Linked DNA regions of Mus musculus: region 2 is linked to region 1. Evidence: chromatin loops called from intact Hi-C (ENCODE). Cell type or tissue: heart. All regions are shown on one strand. Each heading gives the region's core, and the rest is flanking DNA. Links, peaks and the distances in the headings are about the cores only.

The links. Hi-C counts contacts between places; a loop is a spot of excess contacts. Peaks named below come from ENCODE experiments on the same cell type or tissue, not always from the same donor. Only the 100,000 strongest peaks of a DNase experiment are listed, where the experiment ranks them.
Region 2: a loop joins it to region 1, with 2.1 times the contacts of the local background. A loop is called at or near these places in 1 of 42 quality-filtered maps.

Annotation. Positions count from the first base shown.
Region 1 is chr9:59,721,154-59,726,541 of GRCm38, reverse strand. No RefSeq gene overlaps it. Among named protein-coding and RNA genes, the nearest start is that of Senp8, 27 kb to the left of the region's middle. In heart, for the core only: a CTCF peak has its summit at 3,265 (motif pointing left); a DNase peak (open chromatin) is centred at 3,091; H3K4me3 peaks cover 242 bases; H3K27ac peaks cover 808 bases.
Region 2 is chr9:59,861,804-59,867,191 of GRCm38, reverse strand. Myo9a (myosin IXa) reads right to left here. Exons shown (of 44, transcript NM_173018.2): 21 at 3,166-3,276; 22 at 1,503-1,625. All of the region lies in intron 2 of Gm20275 (predicted gene, 20275), which reads left to right. Among named protein-coding and RNA genes, the nearest start is that of Gm20275, 77 kb to the left of the region's middle. In heart, for the core only: no CTCF peak of the experiment used is centred there; no DNase peak of the experiment used is centred there.

The sequences.
Region 1 (5,388 bases), core at 229-5,228:
CCCCTGCCTCCCCAGGTGCTGCCCAGTTTCCTTGGCCACTTCCTCCAGCTCTGTGTGATCTCTCAGTGACTCCTGCATCAGTCCCTGCTCTGTTAACATGTCCATTCCCTTGACATATTCCTATGGCTGGCCAGGGTATGGTGGCTCACAACAGTAATACCAGCACTTGGGAGGCTGAGGCAGAGGGATTGCCATGACTCAAAATAATCTAGGCAACTCAATAGTGAGTTTCAAGATAGCTGGTTACAGAGTGAAACCTTGTCTCAAAAACAAAAACAAAACAAAACAACAAAAACAAAATACTTGAGAGGCAGAAGAAGACAGACCTCTGTGAGTTCCAGGTCAGTCAGTGGTACATAGTGAGACTCTTGTCTCCTAAATAAAAATCCACAAAAGATAGCTCTAGGCTTCTCCCCTACACTCAGGCTTCCTAACCCATCACTCATTTAATATCCCCACTTGGCTAAAAAGTGTCTCGGATTTAGCATGTTCAATATTGTAACGTTTTCTAATACGTATGTATTTATTTAATCAGTAGGGGTGCAGTCAGATGTCAACTCAAGGCGTGGGTGCTCTCCTTCCACGCTTGGGTCCCTGTGGTTTAACTCAGGCTTGGCAATCTTTGCCCACTGAGCCATCTCACCTGCCTCAAACACTACATTTCCAATCTGTCTCTCTATTCTTTCGAGCCAGAGCCATAAATCTTGAAGTCATTAAGTTCTGCTCTGGTTTGACCAGCGCTCTTGCTTTCACATTCAGAACACATGCAAGATCGGCCTATTCTGCCTCTCTCCACTTTTAGTCAGATTGGCCATTCCTCAGTCAAAGTGGCCCTTGCGTAAGACGGCTTGCGGGTAGATCGGCTGGGAAGTGAATCCTGCTTTCAGCTACTCTCTTATCTCCGGGACAGTATCTATCACATCTGTCTGTTCGGAAATGTTCTGATGTTCAGAACAACCTACTTCTGAAACCTCTTAGGCCCGGAAATTCCTTAGCATCCACAGATTTCCTGTGGCAAAGAGATGATGTTGCTTATCAGCTATTCCAAAAGTCAATAGACTTGATCAGAGTGCTGAGAAAATACCTGCTGAGCTGGGTGTTGTAGCTCAGGGGCTGGGTGTATATTCAGCAGTATAGCACAAGACCCTGGGTTCACTCTCCAGCACCACACACACACACACACACACACACACACACACACACACCAGCAGCGGCAACAATAAATTTAAAAGCCTGACAATTTAATTCCCTCGCATCCAGATTAGTGATTTTTAGTTGGAGACAGTTTTGTCCTCTCTACAAGAGACACTTGGAAATGTTAGGGGGGTTTGGATTGTCACAATCAGGGATAAGAGGTACATCAGCATCAAGTGGGCAGAAGCCAGGGATATGTCTAAGCATCTTACCTAGGACAACCCCCATAATGAAGAATTATCCAACCCCAAACACAAGTGCTACTGACACTGGGGAACATGATCTAGACTCTCCACATGGTCATAGATAAAAGGCCAAGAAGCGATTGATCTAGACTATTCTGAGACTTGTAAAACCACCAGCTTATTCATCATTCCGAAACTGCAGTCATTCCCGTAGCTTGGAGAGACTGGAGGAAGTCTCGGTCTTCACTGCAGCATTGGATCCTCGGAGCTTTTGCGGGAGCCCTGCCTTCCTTCTCAACTCCATCCTTTTCTGCCCTTGCCCCACAAGCACATGACTCTCCTCTCATCCAAATCTCACTCAGGCTTTGAAGCCCACACATGCTGCACACTTATCCACTGACTCAGTCTTACCCATAAGCCCCAAAGTTAGCTGATGCCTCTGGCTTGCCCCTCACTAGACTCCCTGAAGGGGACCCATGTCATATCTCAGACTTAATCAGCCTTAGTACTGACAGTCAAGTGTGAAAGCTCTGTGGCTGTCTTAAGAGTCAAATGAGGTGCTGAGCATAAAAGCACATTGTATAGGCCTGCTGTTCAAAACATGATAGTCAGTACCCTAGTATCTATAGAAGCATACACTCAGGAGCTAAATAAACCGCTCACATGTAGTTAACGTGTTGGAGAGAGCAAGGCATTCCGATTAGTCTGCTATTGGAACTAGCAGGAAAGAAAAAGTTCCATCAGAAATCCTACACCAATTAATACGCCTTCACGCTCCACTGAATCCAGGAGCAGTGGGTGTCACATTTTCCCAAAGCGGTGCCCAAGCCAACCTTTCTGCTTTTAGCAAGTTAATGAACAGCTTGTGAGTAACTCTTGGCCCACTCCAGCCCAATTTAGAAGGCTGCCAAGGGGATAAGATATCAATATGACACAGCCTCTGCTCTGCTGGGGACCCAGCTCTGTAGTGTTCCCCTCTTCCCCCACCCAAGTGCTTCTGTGTTCAGTCACAGGAGAGTCTGAGGCCCTTACACCAGTGGGACGAGGCTTCACCCAGGCCTGGCCTTTCCCCCAGGCAGAAGAGAGAGCCTTGTCCGAGATCCTTCGAGAAAAGCAAGTGGGGGCATCACATTCCAAGCAGCTCCAGGTTTGGCTGGGAGCCAGGTGCTGAGAGCCAAACAAGAAGGAACACATTCCAGGGAGTCAGGGAGCCCTGCTCACATGAGGGGCCCAGTAAGCAGGGCCCCCGCTGGGCACCAGGTGCTGCTCATCTGGAGATCAGTCATGCAAGGGGAAGGACTCCAGTTTCTCTGGTTATGGATTCAGAGGCTTAAATGCCTCCCACTCTCACACACCGTTGGTGGACAAAGCATATGTAACAGTCACATGTCAAACCACCCTAAGTAAAGTAGAAGAAGGAGGGTGCTGTTGACATCTTGGTTCACACCCAACTGGAGCCAAATTTCTTTCATTCAGTACCCAAAGAGAGGATGCTATTAACAACAAGAGTGGATGGAAGCAGGGAGCCTGAGTTCTATGTCCTTAGGAACTCAGCTCCCCACCCTTGGAGCTCCACCCATGCTGTTCAGACAACACCTGCTCTTCACATCAACCAGCCAGCCTTCTTGGCAGCCAAACCTTTAGAAGATCTAGAGGACCCGTGGAAGTGCTTGCCGGCCTTTCTCCATGCCGGGAGCAGGCAGGCAGGAGGCGATGATCGGGCAGAGGGTTGAGCTATTTCTACTGGGGGAAGATGGCCCCATCGCCTGCCTGAAGAGTCTGTTCTTCCATTACAAACCAGAAGCCTGGGCCAGATTTCACCCAGCAAGGAGATAAACTGGGAGGGACTTTCAATGAGAATGACGTCCTCTTGCTGCACTTTGCTGCCACCTAGTGGGATATTAGTGTTCTCTCTCCCTCTTGCCGGAGCATTGAGGTGGTCTTCAGGCAAACGTCCTGGAAGTAATTTCTCTTAATCATATCTTACTTCTGTGGCAGAACAGCTGTGGGGAGCTCATCTACTTGGCCACGTGGCAAGTGTCCTAGAGACACAGACACAGTAATCATTTGCGAGGGTTGTACTGGCTGCGTGGGCACCTGAGGTGAGATTGATTCTATCTATCTATCTATCTATCTATCTATCTATCTATCTATCTATCTATCTATCTATCTATCTATCTAGATATCTATCTAGATATCTATCTAGATATCTATCTAGATATCTATCTAGATATCTATCTATCTAGATATTTATTTATTTTGTTTTTTCCAGACAGGATTTCTGTGTGTAGCCCTGGCTGTCCTGGAACTCATTTTGTAGACCAGCCTGACCTCAAACTCAGAAATCCACCTGCCTCTGCCTCCTAAGTGATGGGATTAAAGGCGAGTGCTACCACTGCTTGGCTGAGAGGTGAGATTCTTAGTCTCATGATATCTTGGCTAGGCTGAGATGCACCCCTCGCTCTTGAGACCTCTTTCCACTAGAGTCCCTCTCCCTCTGGGACCCACGTCCCCTCTACTCAAGCACTGCCACAGATCTTCATCTTGTGATTTGTGCCAGTAAGATTAGTTCACTTGACACAAACTGAGAAAGCTAGGATTGTGTGCCCTGTCTGTGATGCTGCTGTGTCCAGGGATGCGAGGTGGGAGTGTGGTCTGCAGAGGTTTCTTGGACTTTCCCTGGGTTCTTCAGAAGTCTGCAACTGATCAGCCATATTTTCCAGTTATAGCCAAATGTTTATTTCTTCTAGTCCCAGAAAGCGCTTGGCTTCAGCAACTACTGAACAACCTACATTCAACTCTTTTGTGGTGATTTGAGAAGGAATGGCCCCATAGATTCATGTGTTTGAATGCTTGACCATTGGCACTATTAGGGAGCGTGGCCTTACTGGAGGAAGTGTGTCACTATAGGGGGGACAGGCTTGGAGGTCTTAAATGCTCAAACCATGCCCGGTGTGGCACACAGTTCCCTTCTGCTGCCTGAGGATCAAGATGTAGCATGCTCAGCTCTCTAACAACATGTCTGCCTGCATGATTCCTACTGTGATGATAATGGACTACACTTCTGAAACTATAAGTTTTCCTTTATGAGGGTTGAGGTGGTGGTCATGGTGTTGCTTTGTAGCAATAAAACATACTAAGACAGTATCCCAAAATGAAATTACTCTGTTATCTATTTTTAATTTTTCAGTTTAGGTAAAAATCATTCATATTGTCACAGCCTTCCTTCCTTCCTCCCTCCCTCCCTCCTTCCCTCCCTCCCTTCCTTCCTTCCCTTGGTGCTGGGAAGGAGTGCAGGGCCTTGCAAGCCATGCCTGTGTTTTCCTCGCCTCAGCAACACCCATGATCTTCTGTTTGGCAGCACCTCCTAACCATCGTGACAGCCTCTCCATGGGGTTTAACAGGGGTAGAAATGCTGACCACTTTTTATTGGTTATTGACTATTTTCTAAAAATCCTTTGCTTATTTTACCATTGGGTTATCTGTTGTTTGTTTGGTGGTGGTGGTGGTTTTATTGTTGTTTTTGTTGTGATGATGGTGTGAAGTGGAAATTTTTGGTTTCTTTACAGACTCAGTTGTGTTTTGTGATTTTTTTCTGGAAACTGTTGTATGAGAGGATGTTTTGCTGAGGCAGACACATGAGAGGACATGTGATGTTTGGAAGGAGTATAAGTAGAACCCGACAGTGGAGGATGCCTGTTGATTCACCTCGCAACACTTTGCTGGTCTTTGCTGATCGTCACTTGCCATGACTTTGTAGAGAGAAAAGTGCCAAGGAACTTCTTGTGTCATTCCAGCTGCTTCTTGTGGCTTCCACAGATTCTGCCGATTCAGCAGAACCTCCAATTTTTTCTGGATCAAGCCATGGCTATTGATTTGTGTTTGGTGTTTGCCGATAAGACTGGATTGCCACTACTGATTTGTGTTTGGAATCACCCCAAAGAACTGCTTCTAAACAGGTCCACATCCCCTGTTTTCATATTAATCTTTCTTCTCCCCTACTTTTGGT
Region 2 (5,388 bases), core at 312-5,311, 140 kb before region 1:
TGGTCATGAATAAGTGATTTTCCTGATACTGCAATCTAGTGTTTAGATTGTAGGTATGTAGTACTGTTGCCCCAACAACAAGGAGGATCAGACAGTGCAAGTGAGGAAGATATATAAATGTAATCCATTGAGATTATAATTGAACATGAGGTCAATATAAAGAAAGCACCAGGGAGGGTATATGGGACTTTCGGGGTAGCATTTGAAATGTAAATGAAGAAAATATCTAATAAAAATTGTTTTAAAAAATTGGAAAACTCAAAAAAGCACCATATTTAAGTAATTTTAATAAATGGGTAGAATAAATTAAATAAAATGACTAAAATATAGCAAAAACAGCAGTTTAATATTGTCAAAGAAATACAGAGGAAAGGAGCTAAGGAGAAAAATAAAAGGGGGAATCAGAATAGAGAAACAGGCTGAAATATGAGATTCATTCCTAACCTGGGGGGGGGGGAATCAAAAAAGTTTTTACAAAAGGATTAAATCACAGGGTAAGCCCAAGATGATCATGGTTTTTCTCCTTGAAAATTGGAAGAGGAGAAGGAAGAGGAAGAAAAAATATAAATAAAAGGTAATAAATAGTTGAAAATGGCAGTTGGTCATTACTATATAATATCTTAGAAATAGTCTGAAATATAGATGAAGCTGTAGTCAGAACATTGGCCAGAAATTCTAATGATTAATACTAATTACATTTTATTTTAGGTTGTATGTAGGTCAGTTACCAACTATAGACGTCAGTTCTATTCTACCTATTATATGAGATCTGGGATAAACTCAGGTTATCAGGCTTGACAGCAAGCACTTTTATTGCTAAGTCATTAAAAGTAAAAAATAAATAAAAAAAAAATAAAGGTCCTGGGGTCAGTTATGAACCTAAAATAAAGGGAGAACCAACTCCTGAAAATTGTCTTCCATGGGTGTGCTAGCATTCACACATTATCCATATACAAATAGAACAACAACAACAACAAATCAAATTTATGGGCAACCAAGATAGCAGAGTGGGTAAAGGTACTTGCCACCAAGACCAAAAACTTGAGTCTCATCCCTAGGACTCACATGGTAAAGAGAACTGATCCACATGTTTTCCTCTGACTTACACACACACACACACACACACACACACACACACACACACACACACACACACACAGAGGGAGAGAGAGAAAGAGAGAGAGGAAGAGAGAGAGAAAGAGAGAGAGAGAGAGAGAGAGAGAGAGAGAGAGAGAGGCAGACAGATATAGAAAGGAAGGTATATAGGTAGGTAGATAGATAAACAGATAAAGAAAGGTAGGTAGATAGATTAGATAGATAGACAGATATAAAAAGGAAGATAGGTAGATAGAAAGATAGATATGTAAACAAAAAACCATCTAGCTTAATCAATTTCCTTGTAATAACCTGAAGCAAACTATCTTTTCATAAAAATCATAGACAAAGAAAGGTATTATTAAAATATAAAAAACTCAATTTTAACTAAGGCCATACACACTTACCATGGTTTTTCCAACTTGATAATTATCAGAATTAATATTTATTTTTCTGAAGAAATCTTGAATATTAAATTTAGATGGAATAATATGTTGAGGAAGAAGTACATGAAAGTGGCTAACAAAATCCTAAAAAAGTAAAACAAAAATGGTATCAGATTACAAAGTACTAGATGAGTAATATACCCTAAACAGACTATCCTCTTATTGATGGGTTTCTCAGCCTTTTAATAAAAATAAAACTTTATTTAAAGTGAGGCAATGCATTGAACTTGCAAACTTTATATGCCCCAGTACAGGGGAACGCCAGGGCCAAAAAGGGGGAGTGGGTGGGTAGGGGAGTGGGGGTGGGTGGGTATGGGGGACTTTTGGTATAGCATTGGAAATGTAAATGAGCTAAATACCTAATAAAAAATGGAAAAAAAAATAAAGTGAGGCAATGGGGGAAAATAGCAGAATACTCTGTAAGAGAGTAGTGAGCCACACAAGTGAAGGTATTCTAGGGCCTGTTTTCTCATTCTTTTAAAAGTAGAAGGTAAACTGGGAGGGGTAGAAAACTGATGAGAGAGAGTAGGTATGGGAATAACCAGAAATAATTATATATATCTGCATATATATATATGTGTGTGTGTGTGTGTATGTATGTATATATATGTGCATATATATGAAATTGTCAAAGAATAAAACATTAATAAAAAAGTAAGGTGAACAAGACAGAGTATTACTTTAAAATATTATAAATAGGAGGGGCAGGAAAGATGAATCAATGATTAAGGACACTGGACACTCTTCCAAGGTCTGGGTTATAGTCCAGGTATCTACACACCTGCTAACAACAATCTGTAACTTGTTGGGGAGAATGTGACACCTGCTTCTGCTCTTCAAAAGAATTATACTTACATGGTGCATGTGAGGCACCATGCAGGCAAAACACCCATAAACATAAAATAAAACTAAAAACACCTTTTAAAAACATAGTTTTAAAACCAACAAAAGGAAAGATACTGAGTTTGAAACATTATGCTACCAAATGGAAGTTGAATTTAAAAAGAAGGGCAGAAGTTTGTTATTCTTTTTGAGAAAGTCCAAAAAAAAAAAAAAGTTATTTAGCAAGAAACTGAAATCTTAGTAAAGGGGTAATAGGAAATACAGCAGCTATTGGAACATACAATTGAGAATCAAGTTTTCTCTTTCCACACAGCAAAAACTGCTCAGTTCCTGAAAGGTTCCAATATAATTTTTACACACAGAACAGATTGCTGAATAACATTCTATAGCTTCATAGATAAGACATCTGACTAAGAAAACTTCAGGGAAAACCAACTGAAACATTTTATTTGACTAGTTAATTCTCATTGAATTATTTCAATTATGGAAAAAAATCAGTGTGAAAACTGCTGAATTATGGTTAAACTAAACATTGGAAAACATTCAGAGCAAATGAGGATAGCCAAGTACTATATTCTATCATGACATATGTCCAACATACTGCTGGTAGTCTCTTAATGCTTTTACAACTTGTATAAAAATAGTAAAAGAGGCAAATGAGTCCCGAAGATATCTATATCTATAGATATATAAATCAAGATATGTAGAAACAATATGTGATGTGAATATATGTGTTTATATGTGTGTGTGTATATTTAAATATATGAAAGAAACATATAACCTGGAAAGAATATTTGGAGCTATATCCAGATTGGCGAATTCTAACTGTTTCCAGCATCCCAGTGTACCGAAGCTGTCTTAGTACCAAGGCATCACTGAATCTTAACGGCAGCTAAAACAAACAAAGAAAAATGTTAGTATTCTCCAAATTCAGATTTATCTTAAAAGTACAGCTGAACTTTAAGTATCCAGGGACTGACTAAGGGATTAAGATGCAGTTGAAGTGGTAACTTATGAGAAGATGACTGCTTGCCTTAGAGTAATGAAGGAGAAATCAACTTTCTAAGCTCCTCTAGTCATAAAGGCAAAGGACCAGCAATACTCAGTAGAAATGTAAGTGTCCAAAGCCCTCACACACAGCTCAGTCACTACAAACTAACGGCACTGATACATTTAAACTGATACATGTTTAGAATTTTGTGTCTCATCAAGATGTTTATCTAGTACTGTCACCAAGAAAATAACTTACCTACTTCATTTGTCATCTTGGCTTAGAACTGACAAAATTCTCCTACTAAAAGGCAAAAACTGTTTATTTCTATAATACTTTTGCTTACGACATAGGCATCAAACAGAAAAAGAGGGGAAAGAATCCTATAGTCCTGGGAATGTGAAACTCCTTTAATACACAGGCACTCACAGGAAAGAGGCCCACCACCCCTAGGTATCTCAGAAACTACTTTTCTAAGCATTCTAAAGAGATGTATTTGTAGCTTCTTATATTACTTCCAGGTCAGTCTCATAATCTTAGTTTTAATAATCTTCTAAGTCAATCCCAAATGGAACATACAATCTATCAAGGAAAAAAAAATCAAATGAATAATTTATGTTAAATAATAATGAAAGCTAACATATGCTGCAGGATATTTAATCACACTGTGAAACTCAAAATTGTATTTTTCTTTTTTACTGGAAAAAATCTGTTTCTAGTTGTTAGAAATTAATTAATCCAAGAGCTTTCTGTTTATTGTTATCAGGATTAAATAAAGTCAACCTTAGGACAAGAGGTGAAGCAAACAGGCAACTGACAGGAGTGAAAATAGAAAAAACATAGTGATTAAGAGGAAGTCAAGAGGATGGATAGAGAGATGCACAGGAAGTAGAAGGGAAGGACATTCAGTTTGTGGGGGTTCTGAGACATTGTGGAGAAGAACAACTTCCTTTTCCTTCTGGGATAGGGGCTGAAAAGGACACTCCCCCTTCTGGGCTGGGTGTTTTCTCTGCCTCTCTGAGCTAGCAGGCTTTCACCACAACATCTGCATTCTGAGTCTTCATTGGTAAAATTGAATGATTGAGATTTTGTTAAAAACAGCAAATATGTATGTGTTATATGTCTAAATATATGTCACATATATTCAGAACTTATCCTAAGACCTGATACATTTTATTAACTCAACTTTTGAACAGCGAGGTCTCAATAATTGAAACTTAAACTTCTATTCAATACAAGCAGGAAGTAAGCACTTCATAGCTGTAAGCTATTAATACTCAAGAAAGGACTATGAATTTAATATTATAATTACAGTAGATCATTACACAGATGAAATATGTAAGCCATGGAATAATGAAACAACTCAACTACAGTGTGTGCGTGTGTGTCTGTGAGTGTGTGTATGTGCGAGTATATGTATACCATAACACACATGGGGAAGTCAGAGGACAACTTATGAGAATCAGTCTCCTTCTCATGTGGGTTCTAAGAACACAAAGGTGATAAAGCTCGACTCAAGAGCCTTTACTCACTGGGCCATCTAACCAGCCCCAACACAAAGCTTTAAACAGCAGAAATGCAGACTGATTATTAAAATAAAGTAAAATATAGCTGATAATTCCTACAAGTTGTCCTCTGACCGCCACATGTGTACTGTGGCAATGTGTACATATGCATGCAAATAAATAATCAAGAAAGATGAACTTAATATCTACTGTATTTAAGCTTTTTAGATACAAGCTATTTTTCCTTTAATTGCTAATTAAAGGTACTGCAATAGAAAAGGTATAGGTAAAAATTTCTTTCTTTTTTTCTTTTTTTTTTTTTTTTCTCTTTTGAGACAGGGTTTTTCTGTATAGCCCTGGCTGTCCTGGAACTCACTCTGTAGACCAGGATGGCCTCGAACTCAGAAATACGCCTGCCTCTGCCTCCCGAGTGCTGGGATTAAAGGCATGTGCCACCACCGCCCAGCAGGTAAAATTTCTAAGCAAGAGACATAGACTATATACAACA